3 separate regions of the Homo sapiens genome follow, and regions 1 and 2 are each linked to region 3. Evidence: chromatin contacts called from ENCODE Hi-C or POLR2A ChIA-PET data. All regions are on one chromosome and are shown on one strand. Each heading gives the region's core, a stretch centred on a gene start or an enhancer-like site at or near the end of the contact. The rest is flanking DNA. Distances are from core to core; before and after follow the strand shown. Region 1 holds the start of DNM2 (dynamin 2). Region 2 overlaps DNM2 (dynamin 2). Region 3 holds the start of CDC37 (cell division cycle 37, HSP90 cochaperone).

Evidence for each region. Hi-C counts contacts between places; a loop is a spot of excess contacts on that map. ChIA-PET counts read pairs that join two places held with the same protein, here RNA polymerase II (POLR2A). Pooled maps may share reads with other maps.
Region 1: a loop to region 3 is called in a map of CD8-positive, alpha-beta T cell, with 3 times the contacts of the local background. The contact joins the promoter of DNM2 here to the promoter of CDC37 in region 3. A Hi-C loop is called at or near these places in 3 of 168 maps with a recorded cell type or tissue (CD8-positive, alpha-beta T cell, PC-9 and naive thymus-derived CD4-positive, alpha-beta T cell), 10 of 37 single-sample maps with no recorded cell type and 12 of 50 pooled maps. POLR2A ChIA-PET finds 5 or more read pairs at or near these places in 4 of 52 experiments (A673, H1, activated CD4-positive, alpha-beta T cell and 1 more).
Region 2: a pooled map shows a loop between it and region 3 (3-fold over the local background). The contact joins the enhancer-like site here to the promoter of CDC37 in region 3. A Hi-C loop is called at or near these places in 5 of 50 pooled maps. POLR2A ChIA-PET finds 5 or more read pairs at or near these places in 2 of 52 experiments (BJ and T-cell).

The regions. Positions count from the first base shown.
Region 1 is chr19:10,716,377-10,719,838 of GRCh38, reverse strand. DNM2 (dynamin 2) reads right to left here and starts at 1,760. Exons shown (of 21, transcript NM_001005361.3): 1 at 1,436-1,760. The coding sequence starts at 1,596. MIR638 (microRNA 638) reads right to left here and starts at 1,435; the gene lies at 1,336-1,435. RefSeq lists enhancers at 602-741, 2,182-2,301, 2,492-2,681 and a silencer at 1,232-1,901.
Region 2 is chr19:10,753,085-10,756,660 of GRCh38, reverse strand. All of the region lies in intron 1 of DNM2 (dynamin 2), which reads right to left. LOC124904637 (a long non-coding RNA gene) reads left to right here. Exons shown (of 2, transcript XR_007067139.1): 2 at 1-1,544. Among named protein-coding and RNA genes, the nearest start is that of MIR4748, 25 kb to the left of the region's middle. Within about 2 kb of position 1,305, at least 4 of the 41 ENCODE cell types and tissues checked have a DNase peak (open chromatin) inside an H3K27ac peak, as active enhancers do.
Region 3 is chr19:10,401,541-10,404,946 of GRCh38, reverse strand. CDC37 (cell division cycle 37, HSP90 cochaperone) reads left to right here and starts at 1,405. Exons shown (of 8, transcript NM_007065.4): 1 at 1,405-1,569. The coding sequence starts at 1,468. MIR1181 (microRNA 1181) reads left to right here and starts at 1,409; the gene lies at 1,409-1,489. RefSeq lists an enhancer at 880-1,229 and a silencer at 1,630-1,689.

The sequences.
Region 1 (3,462 bases), core at 511-3,010, 310 kb before region 3:
TTCTGAGCCTCCCAGCTCAGCTAAGGTGGGGATGATAACACAGCCTCCACCCCACTCCTTACTTGGGATTCAAGATGTTGAATCAAGAAGGGACATTATCCCTTGACAATGATAACAACAATAACAATGACAATAATGACAGGAGGAGGATGTTATCATTTGGCAGCCACACCACCACAAATGAGTAGTTCCTGGAATGGAGAAGTGGCCGCCCATCTGGGAGACAAGAAAGGCAAGAGGGGTTGGTGGGAGGGAGAGGTGGCTGCACGGGCTGTTCTCATTCATTTGCTTCCTGAATCCTGGAAACAGCCCCAGAGAGTGGAGTTTGCCCACTGGACAGATGGGCACACCGCGGCTTCTCAAGGCTGTCCAGAGAAGGCTACATCCCAGCGCTAGCCACTGAGGCCTGATCACGCAAGAAGCCCCTTCCCAGGCTCCAAAGGAGGGCCCCCAATTTGTAGGCTGTAGCTGGGAGGCGGGCCCCTGTGTTCTAGCACTCGGAAAGGAATCCTGAAGTAAGGTACCCCCAGAGTCCTCCTTCCAGCTGAGAGGGGAAGTAGGGTCCAAACCTCCTCCTTCAGCTCTGTTCTCCCCTCTACCCTCCTACCACCCCTTTCCAGAGCCGTTGTGCCAGACACTCAGGGGTAGTCATGGGCAGACTAGGAGATGGCCAGACAGACAGAAGAATTCACACGGAAGAGAGGAGCCAGCGCTAGCCAGGAATCAAGCTGTAAGAGTCAGCCAGAGAGAATCAAACAGGGTCCCCTAGGAGTCAGCTAGCCAGTCAGACAGTAGAGGCCAGCTGGTGTCACCCAACAGAGGGACTGCTCAGTGTTAAAGTCTGTGAGGGGCACGGATGGGCGGCCAGACAGCAGAGGTCACCCTGGACAGCTAGCCAGACAGCAGGGGGCTGCCAGGTGGGACTGGACAGATGGACAACCAAATGGTGGTGGCAGGGAGGCTTGCCCAGGACAGAGAGACAGCCAACCAGACGGCGGGGGCAGCTCCAGATACAAGAACAAGCCAGCCAGACCGCAGCGGTCGCCCCAATAGATATCTAGATGGCCGGTTTCACCTCTGATGGACAGCCCGAAAGAGCAGAAGAGGGATCTACCCCAGACCCACGGCCAACCAGATGGCAGACTTCACCCACGAAAGCTGGGACCAGATGGACCGCAGGGTTCCAGCGCACCTCCTGTCCTACGGCGCCCTGGCCCGTGACACCGCCCCTGGGGCCCGGGCCTGCTCCGGAGCCCCTGCAGGGAGTCCTCTGCCCAGGGCGTCCCACAGGGCCCGCCTCCCCGACCCCGTCCGGTTCCCCGCCGCGGGCACGCAAGCGCCGCAGTTACGCCGGCGGCGCACGGCGCGCCATTCCCGGTCCGCCCTCCGCGCCCTAGGCCGCCACCCGCCCGCGATCCCTGCCGCGCCCGCTCACCGGCCCACGAAGTTCTCCAGCACCGAGCTCTTGCCGGCGCTCTGGCCGCCCACTACAGCGATCTGCGGCAGGTCCAGGTGGCAGCTCTGGCCGATGGAGCTGAAGGCGTCCTGCAGTTTGTTGACCAGCGGGATCAGCTCTTCCATCCCGCGGTTGCCCATGGCGCCGGCGGCCCCCGGCCCGAGCGCCCTGCGCTCCTCGCCCGCCGCCGACCCTCAACGACCTGGCCCCGCGGCGTCTGTAGCCGTTGCTCCCCGCCCGCCCGGGCCTCGGCAAGACGCCCGCTCCCGGCTCGGCCTCACGGTCGCCGCCTCATCCGGTTCTCAGGCGACACCCGACCCGAGCGACCTCCCGCCCCGGCCCCGGGGGCTGCGCCCAAAGCACTCGCGCCGCACGCGACTGGCCTGCTGCACCGCCACTCGGATACACTAGCCAATAAAAACTAGGCACGGGCCTATGGTTGAGTAAACCTTCCCCCTGGGGACCGTCTTGCTGACTTATTGGACAAAAGAACCGTCACTGTTGTGCAACAGCCAATAGCGGCAGAAAGCAAGTTGTCAAGAGAGGAAGGGGGTGTTTCCGAAAAAGGCACGTTGGCTCTGCCCATTGGCGAAGTTCCACCATCTTATTGGCAGGCAGACGTGCCAGTAGACAATGTGGACCAATGGTGTTGGGGATTGAGCTACTACCTCGTTCCCTAAGAATTTCCCATTGGTTCATATAAATATCACTTCGTTGCTCCAGCCAACCAGGCAAAAGAGGGCGGGCTTTAACATCCGAATCTTGACTATCATTGAGAACCATATCTGTCAATCAGAAAAACTCCCGTTCTTCCTTGTGATTGTTGGATGTCTGCAACAGCCTTCTGAAGTATAGGATAGATCCCACCGTACTCGCTCAAGGGCGACACCTCGTGGTGGGATCCGATGTCTCGATTTTTGAGTTTCCTGGCACTGGGGAAAACTACAAGTCCCAGAGCGCATCTCAGTTCCCAGACTGCAAACCAGCTCTGGGAGCAGGGTCCCAATGCGCTCTGCAAATGGTAGAGGCCAAGTCATTGCTTCCTAGGGATAGAACGCAATAAAATCACTCCTCCACGCCTTTGCAAATGCTGTGCCCTTTCTGCTCACGCCCGATCTTGACGCCGCTAACACTCCAATGTTTTCCCCCACTTCTTCAACTTTAGCAGATCATGAATCTTTTTTCTTTTCTTTTTTTTGAGGCGGGGTACTCACTCTGTCACCCAGGCTGGAGTGCAGTAGCGCGATCTTGGCTCACTGCAACCTCCGCCTCCCCGGTTCAACCAATTCTCCTGCCTCAGCCTCCCGAATAGCTGGGATTACAAGTGTGAGCCACCACGCCCAGCTAATTTTGTATTTTTAGTAGACGGGGTTTCACCATATTGGCCAGGCTGGTCTCGAACGCCTGGCCTCAAGTGATCCGCCCGTCTTGGCCTCCCAAAGTGTTGGAATTACAGGTGTGAGCCACCGCGTCTAGCTAATGAATCTTCTTTTCTTAGAAACTGGGTCCTTACTCTGTTGCCCAGGCTGGGGTGCAGTAGTGCACTCATAGCTCAATTCAACAAGCACCTGGGCTCAAACGATCCTCCCGCCTCAGCGTCCCGAGTAGCTGGAACCACAGACGTGCGCAACTATGCCCAGCTAATTATTTTTATTTTATTTTTTATAGAGACAGGGTCTTGCTGTGTTGTCCAGGCTGGTCTCAAACTCCTGCGCCCAAACGACCCTCACAGGCCGGCCTCCCAAAAGTGCTGGGATTACATGTGTGAACCCCCCCAACTGGCTTTAGATCTTTTTGAGTACCCACTAAAACTCAACAAATCCTCTCCCCGTGAAAAGACACGCTATTTTGTAGGCAAAATTGGGGTTCTGGGAACTGGAACTCCTGACAGTGGACAGAGACAAATAGGAGGATTTGAAGTGTTTTGACCCCTCTGGAGACAAATAGGCCAGAGACAAGGAAACCCAGTGAGAAGGCAGGAGCAGGTAAGTGCTCTGACCTGAGGC
Region 2 (3,576 bases), core at 56-2,555, 350 kb before region 3:
CACAGGCAGCACAGTCAGCTCTCCAGGCCTGGGATGCTACCTGTCTTCGAGCCACACTCCTGAGGATGACAAAGAGCCCGAGGGACCTGCCTGCCAGGCACTAGGCCTGTCACGCCACGTGCCCCAGTTCAAGCTGATGCCTGAGCTCTAATCCCTTTCCGTCAGCCTCCCATTCGGCTGATGAGGAGCCTGAGGCACAAACAGGATACGAGACTTGGACAACATCACAGCTCATGGCTTGCATGAAAAGGAGCGAACCTTTCTCACTGGCTCCTGAGCACTTGGGGAGGTGCTGGTGACACTGGCGCCAACATTCTGACGGGGGTGGGTGCGAGGAAGACATACTGCAGGGGTGAGAGGGGTTGGGGGCTGGGATAATTGGAGAGGGTTCTCTGAGCAGGGGGACTGAGGGAACAAGCTACATCAATTGGGAGGCGGAGTGAACTGAACGAGGGAAACAGCGAGCGGGCGCCCCCATGCAGGTGACAGACCCCAAAGTCACCTCTTAGCATGGCCCCTTGTCTTTCCGTCACAGTAGTCACAGTGGACACCAGGCTGTCCCAGGGTATTAACCTCATGAACGCCACAAGTAGCCTTGGCCCTGGCCCTACCAGAGCCCCAGGCCACCTAGCTCACAGGTAGGGACCTGAGGGGCAGGGACACTTGGCATCTTGCACATCAGAGACGCAGTGTCTCAGGTCAGGCACAGTGGCTCACGCCTATAATCCCAGCACTTTGGGAAGCCAAGGTGGGTGGGTCACCTGAGGTCAGGAGTTTGAGACCAGCCTGGCCAACATGGTGAAACCCCGCCTTTACTTAAGATACAAAAATTAACCGGGTGTGGGGGCGCAAGCATGTAATCCCAGCCACTCGGGAGGCTAAGACACGAGAATGGCTTGAACCCGGGAGGCGGAGATTGTAGTGAGCCGAGATCGCATCACTGCACTCCAGCCTGGGTGACAGAGTGAGACTCCATCTCAAAACAAAAACAAAAACAATACAAAATACAAAAAAAAAAAGACAAAAAAAAACCCTGGCCGGGTGTGGTGGTGGACACCTGTAATCGCAACCACTTGGGAGGCTGAGGCAGGAGAACCGCTTGAACTTGGAAGGCAGAGGTTGCAGTGAGCTGAGATCGCGCCACTGCACTCCAGCCTGGGTGACAGAACGACTCTGTCTCAAAAAAAAAAAAAAGACAAATGCAGCATCTCAGAAACCATGCGGCGCTGGCTAGACACTGAATCACCAGCAGCGGCGGTGACAGCACGTGCCCCTCACAACAGTGCCCCTGCTCCATCCTTTCAATGACTATTTTTGAAGTGTGCAAGTGGAAGATGTCAACGATAAAACAACACAGGAGCAGCATGTGATGCAATCACAGACATCCTGTCTGCTTCGTGTGTCTGACGTTCATTCCTTTTCGTGGTCGAATCTGTCCATTGCACTGATGGACTACAGTCTGTTCGTCTAGTCACCATTGGATGGACATTTGGGGTCTTCCTAGCTTGAATTTATTACAAATAAAGCTGTTCTGAACATTCTCATATGCGCTTTTTGTAGACACATGTCCTTGTTTCTCTTGCTGAGTCACAGGGTGGACTTGAACTTGAACCGGCAAAGCTAGTCTCTGGAGATAGAAATCAGGGCAGTGGTTCCCTTTCGGGAAATGGACTAGAAGGGGCAGGAGGGACTTTCTGAGACCATGAAGAAGTCCTGCATCTTGATCTAGCCAGTAGGTACCAAGGTACAATCATTTATTAGAAAATCAAAACTTGCAGCAGTGGCTCACACCTGTAATCCCAGCACTTTGGGAGGCCAAGGTGGGTGGATCACTTGAAGTCAGGAGTTCGAGACCAGCCTGGGCAACATAACGAGCCCCTGTCTCTACAAAAAGTAAAAAGTAATTCACTGCGGATGGTGGCATTCCCCTGTAGTGTCAGCTACTCGGGAGGCTGTGGCAGGAGGATTACTTGAGCCCAGGAGACTGAGGCTGCAGTGAGCCATGATTGCGCCGTTGCACTCCAGCCTGGGCAACAGAGGGAGACTGTCTCCAAAAAAGAAGAAGAAGAAGACAAGAAAATCAAGGTATATGTTTAAGATTTATGCGATTGGCCAGTTGTAGTGGGTCACGCCTATAATCCCAGCACTTTGGGAGGCTGAGGCGGGCAGATTATGAGGTCAGCAGATCAAGACCATCCTGGCCAACACGGTAAAACCCCGTCTCTACTAAAATACAAAAAATTAGCCAGGCGAGGTGGAGGGTGCCTGTAGTCCCAGCTACTCAGGAGGCTGAGGCAGAATCGCTTGAACCTGGGAGGCGGAGGCTGCAGTGAGCTGAGATAGCGCCACTGCACTCCAGCCTGGCAACAGAGTGAGACTCCGTCTCAAAAAAAAAAAAAAAGACTTAAGCGATTAACTATATCTAACTGAAATCTCAGGAAAAGGTCACAAGTCAAGGAGAACATGTTCGTGAAGATTCAGATACAAAAGTACAGGGTGGACATTCCATTAAAATTTGCCCACAGAATTGTTACAACCCTGTTAGTTTCTCAATAAGACGAAAAATTCAGATCTCAAAGAATTTTAAAGCCCAGCAACAGGGGACTAGTTAAATATAAATTACGTTCAACCTAAGGAAGCTGACTGAAAATATGTTTTCTTTTTGAAAACATATATTTTCAATCACCTTATATATAAGATATATTGCTGGGCATAATGGCTCACGCCTGTAATCCAAACACTTTCAGAGGCCGAGGTGGGTGGATCGTTTGAGGTCAGGAGTTCGAGACCTGCTTGGCCAACATGGTGCAACCCCATCTCTACTAAAATTACAAAAATTAGCCAGGCGTGGTGGTGGGTGCCTTTAATGCCAGCTACTCAGGAGGCTGAGACAGGAGAATCGCTTGAACCCAGGAGGCAGAGGTTGGAATGAGCTGAGATCGCGCCATTGCACCAGCTTGCACAACAAAGAGCGAAACTCCGTCTCGGGGGAAAAAAACAAAACAAAAACCTTTAAAATAGAATAAAATACGTGTATTTATATATAAATTATGGCCTATCCATGCTGCTATGCAGCAACAGACACACAAAAAGAGCCTGTCCTTTCTAGACATGTAACTCCCTTTTTGGTGTACTAAGTGAGAAAAAAAGAAAAGGTTTGTAGTGATCAGTTTTACTGAAGAAAGAAAAGGAAAGGAAGAAGAGAAGGAAAAGGGAAAGGGAAGGGGGAAGGGGAAAGGGAAGTGGGGGGGGGAAGGGAAGGGGGAGGGGGGAAGGGGAAGGAAAAGGTACAGAAGAAAGTCTGTACTTTGTGACTAAGACAACCAAAGGGAAACAAAACAGGACCCGGGGCGGCTGGGGCCTGGTGGGGAAGGAGCCACTGCATGTTTTCCGACATCTTTGAATTCCGCATCATACACACGCATTACTGAGTTCAAAACATTAGAGTAGCTAATAGCTATTCAACACTGACTCTATGCCAAGCAAGGCATTGAGAACTTTTCATGATTATTAACCTTTTTGATTTCTTTTTAAATAGAGACAGGGTCTCACTCTGCTGCCCTGGCTGGAGTGCAG
Region 3 (3,406 bases), core at 156-2,655:
TGTGTGCGATTGTGAGAGCCGCCGGGGTGTGGGTCCGTGCGCGCGCGTGCCCGGGCCGTGACGGCCACTGATGTGCTGGACTGCCAGGGTGGAGGGGAAGAGGGAGGGGTAGGAGATGGGGACTCCCCCGCCCCTGCCCGCCCACTCGCGGGTTTGAATGAAGCGCGAGGGGGAAGGGCGGCAGCGGGAGGACGTTTTTGTCCGATGGCCCTTCCCGCTCCATGCACCGGGGAATCCTCCCCCTTCTGGAGAACTTCGCTCGCTCTCTCCAGGCACTGCCTCCAACGTCGGCTCCAGGGGAGACTAGGAAGAGGCGCCCCTCACCGGAGTGGCTGGAGCTCCTCCTATCCAGCCTGACCCCCGAGGGAGCACCCTTTAATCTGAGATAATCCTGGCCCAAGGCTGCAACACGGCCTATTATCCTGGTATCAAAGCGTGGATTGGGATGCATGGAAGTGTGAGGTGGTCGAGGCCCTGCATGCTTAGAGTAATGGAGTCCTTAGAGCCCCGGCGGAGGAAGCGTACCCCAAGACGAACGGGGAGGGGCTATGCGTGGCCCCAGACTGTGACGACAAGGAAAGCCCCCTTCCACCCCTCCACGATTCCCCCCACCAAGCGCGGGGCCAGGAATACGCGCCGTGGGCTAGACTCTAGCGACACCCAGCGGCCAGCGGGGTGGGGAGCCGAGACCCGTTTTGAGGGGGTCCGGGTGATTCCAAAGTGTGTGTGTGTGTGTGTGTGCGTGTGTGTGTGTGTGTGTGTGTGTGTGCGCGCGCGCGCTCGCGCGAGTCCTCGCTGCGAATGGCAGGAGGTGGAAGACAAGGAGAAGGCTGTTGCCGAGGCGGGGAAACCCCAGCTCCCAAGGCAGGGCCACAGTCTCCCCTCCACGTTTAACCCTGCAAGGGGAGGGCCATACCACCCCCGATTTAGACACCCCCAGGGCAGGTCCAGTCCTCCTCGGGCTGAGAAAGTCCGAGGAGTCATCAGGCGCCCCTCTCCAGCGCAGGCTTAGGTCCCCGTTTACGAAGGGCAGGGGGAGGGCCTTCCCGCCGTGTCCCTACCCCTTGCAGACGTCACTGCGGCGTGGCTGAGGGGACAGTCCTCTCAGTCTCATCAACCGTCCCCTCCCTGCCACCCCAAACGCCCACCGTGGAGCGGCGGGAGATGAGGGGGGCTCGGAGTTGAAGCGCGCACTCATATGCCCCCAGGAGACCTAGCGGAGCCCCAGCGCCCGATGACGCGGAGTCTCTGCGGGAACTCCAGGGGGCCGGAACACTTACGCAGGGCCCTTTAAGGCTGGCTGGGTAGCTAGTGCCGCTGCCGCGGTTACTAGGGATGTGACGTCACACAGGGCGGGGTTTCCCGCGCTCGGCGGAAGCGGAAGGGGCGGGGCTCCGCGCTCCTAGTCTCCACTGCTGCCGCCGTCGCCGCCACCCGAGCCGGAGCGGGCTGGGCCGCCAAGGCAAGATGGTGGACTACAGCGTGTGGGACCACATTGAGGTGTCTGATGATGAAGACGAGACGCACCCCAACATCGACACGGCCAGTCTCTTCCGCTGGCGGCATCAGGTAAGGCGCGCGCGCCCATCCCTTTCCCCACTCCCGGACCCCGCTTCGGAGTTGTGATCCCCGATACTGCCCAGGGACCCCGCTGTTCACACCTAGGATTCTCACCCCCCCAGTCTGGATTTTCAGGAGCTTCGATTCAACTCCGGGACCCCAGTACCATTGGGACCCTGAGTCCCTGCCCTGGATCTCCGCTCCCCCACTCCCTGCTCCGATTTTTGCGTGGGATTCCCTATTCACCCCCTAGAACTTCTTCATAGTCTGGAGTCCCCTAGACGAGTCTTGGGGGTTCTCCCTAATTCTGTTCGGCAGTTAACATTTATACCCAGAACTCTGCCTCAAAGTTTGGACCCCAAATTCTTCTAGATGATCCCTCATCCTATTCGGGTATTCACTTCCTATCTGGGATCTCCCATCGCCCCCCCACCTCCGTAGTCTGGACCCCCAATACTTTGGTCTGTCCCGGGATCTACTTTCCGGGATCTTGATCCGGGGTTCCCATTCAGATCCGGAGTCGCCACTCCTTTTCTAAACGGAACAAGGAACTCTGTGCTACTCTGATATTCCTGTCCCTGCCCACACCCAGGACCCCCTTCCTAGAGTGTAGAACCGTCCCCCTTCAGGATCCTTAGTCTCACCGAGTACTTGGGTTTTGGAATCTGGTTCCCCTCTGGATCTAACTACCAGCTCCAACCCGATAGAGCCTCACATTCCAGCCTCTCCTTTGGCCTCCGGTAGACCCATTTCCCATTATACCAGGAAATCCTGCCCACGTGGCTTCCGGCCTAGCCAGAGCCCCTGCTCCTACTTGGTATTGCAGACCCTGTCACCACCCACTTCCCAGACTGGCTTCCTGTATGAGCCTCAGCCAGCATTGGAAACTCTCCCCTAACTCAAGCCCAGAACCCCAAACCCACCCCACCTTTTGTCCCCAGCCTGTTAGCTACTCTGTGACCCAAATTGTCCCTGCTCTTATCCAGGGACTCTCCTGGTCTGATTCTAAATTCACCACCCCTTCTTCTATCTGACCACAACAGAGGTCCCGAATCCAGACCCCAGAATCCCAAGCCTGGGTGATCCATGTCCCACCACCCTCTCAGTGCTCACGAGCCAATGGGATGACTAAGACTTAAAGGTTTAACCTCCTGCTACCCCAAATGAGTGTGCCTGCATTACATACCAGTGTCTGTTGTATTCCTTTTTTTTTTTTTTTTTTTTTTTTTGAGACGAAGTTTCCTTCTTGTCGCCCAGGCTGGAGTGCAGTGGCACAATCTTGGCTCACTGCAACCTCTGCCTCCCGGGTTCAAGTGATTCTCCTGCCTCAGCCTCCTGAGTAGCTGGGATTACAGGCATGATGCACCACCATGCCTGGCTAATTTTGTATTTTTGGTAGAGACAGGGTTTCTCCATGTTGGTCAGGCTGGTCTTGAACTTCCGACCTCAGTTGATCCACCCACCTCGGCCTCCCAAAGTGCTGGGATTACAGGCGTGAGCCACCGCACCCAGCCATGTTGTGCTCTTAAACGAAGGGCATATACCTCTCAGAACCTTCTAGTGAGGATCTCTTACCCCACCCTCCCATAGGGCAATTCCCCATCATTTATCCAGAAACAACTAGAAGGTCCCTTTCCCATCCTTCCAGAATACTCTGGAATACGGCATTAGTCTCTTCATCTAGCTCCCAGTCCCACTTCCAGACCTATTCCTTAAATCCTGAGTCTCCTGGGTAGTGTACCTGCCAAGCAAGCCACTGGAGTGTGGGAAGAAAGTTCTAGCGCTTCTATTTCTTGCCGTGTGTAACATTTTATTATGAAATATTTAAGACTTCCTCAAAGCTCCA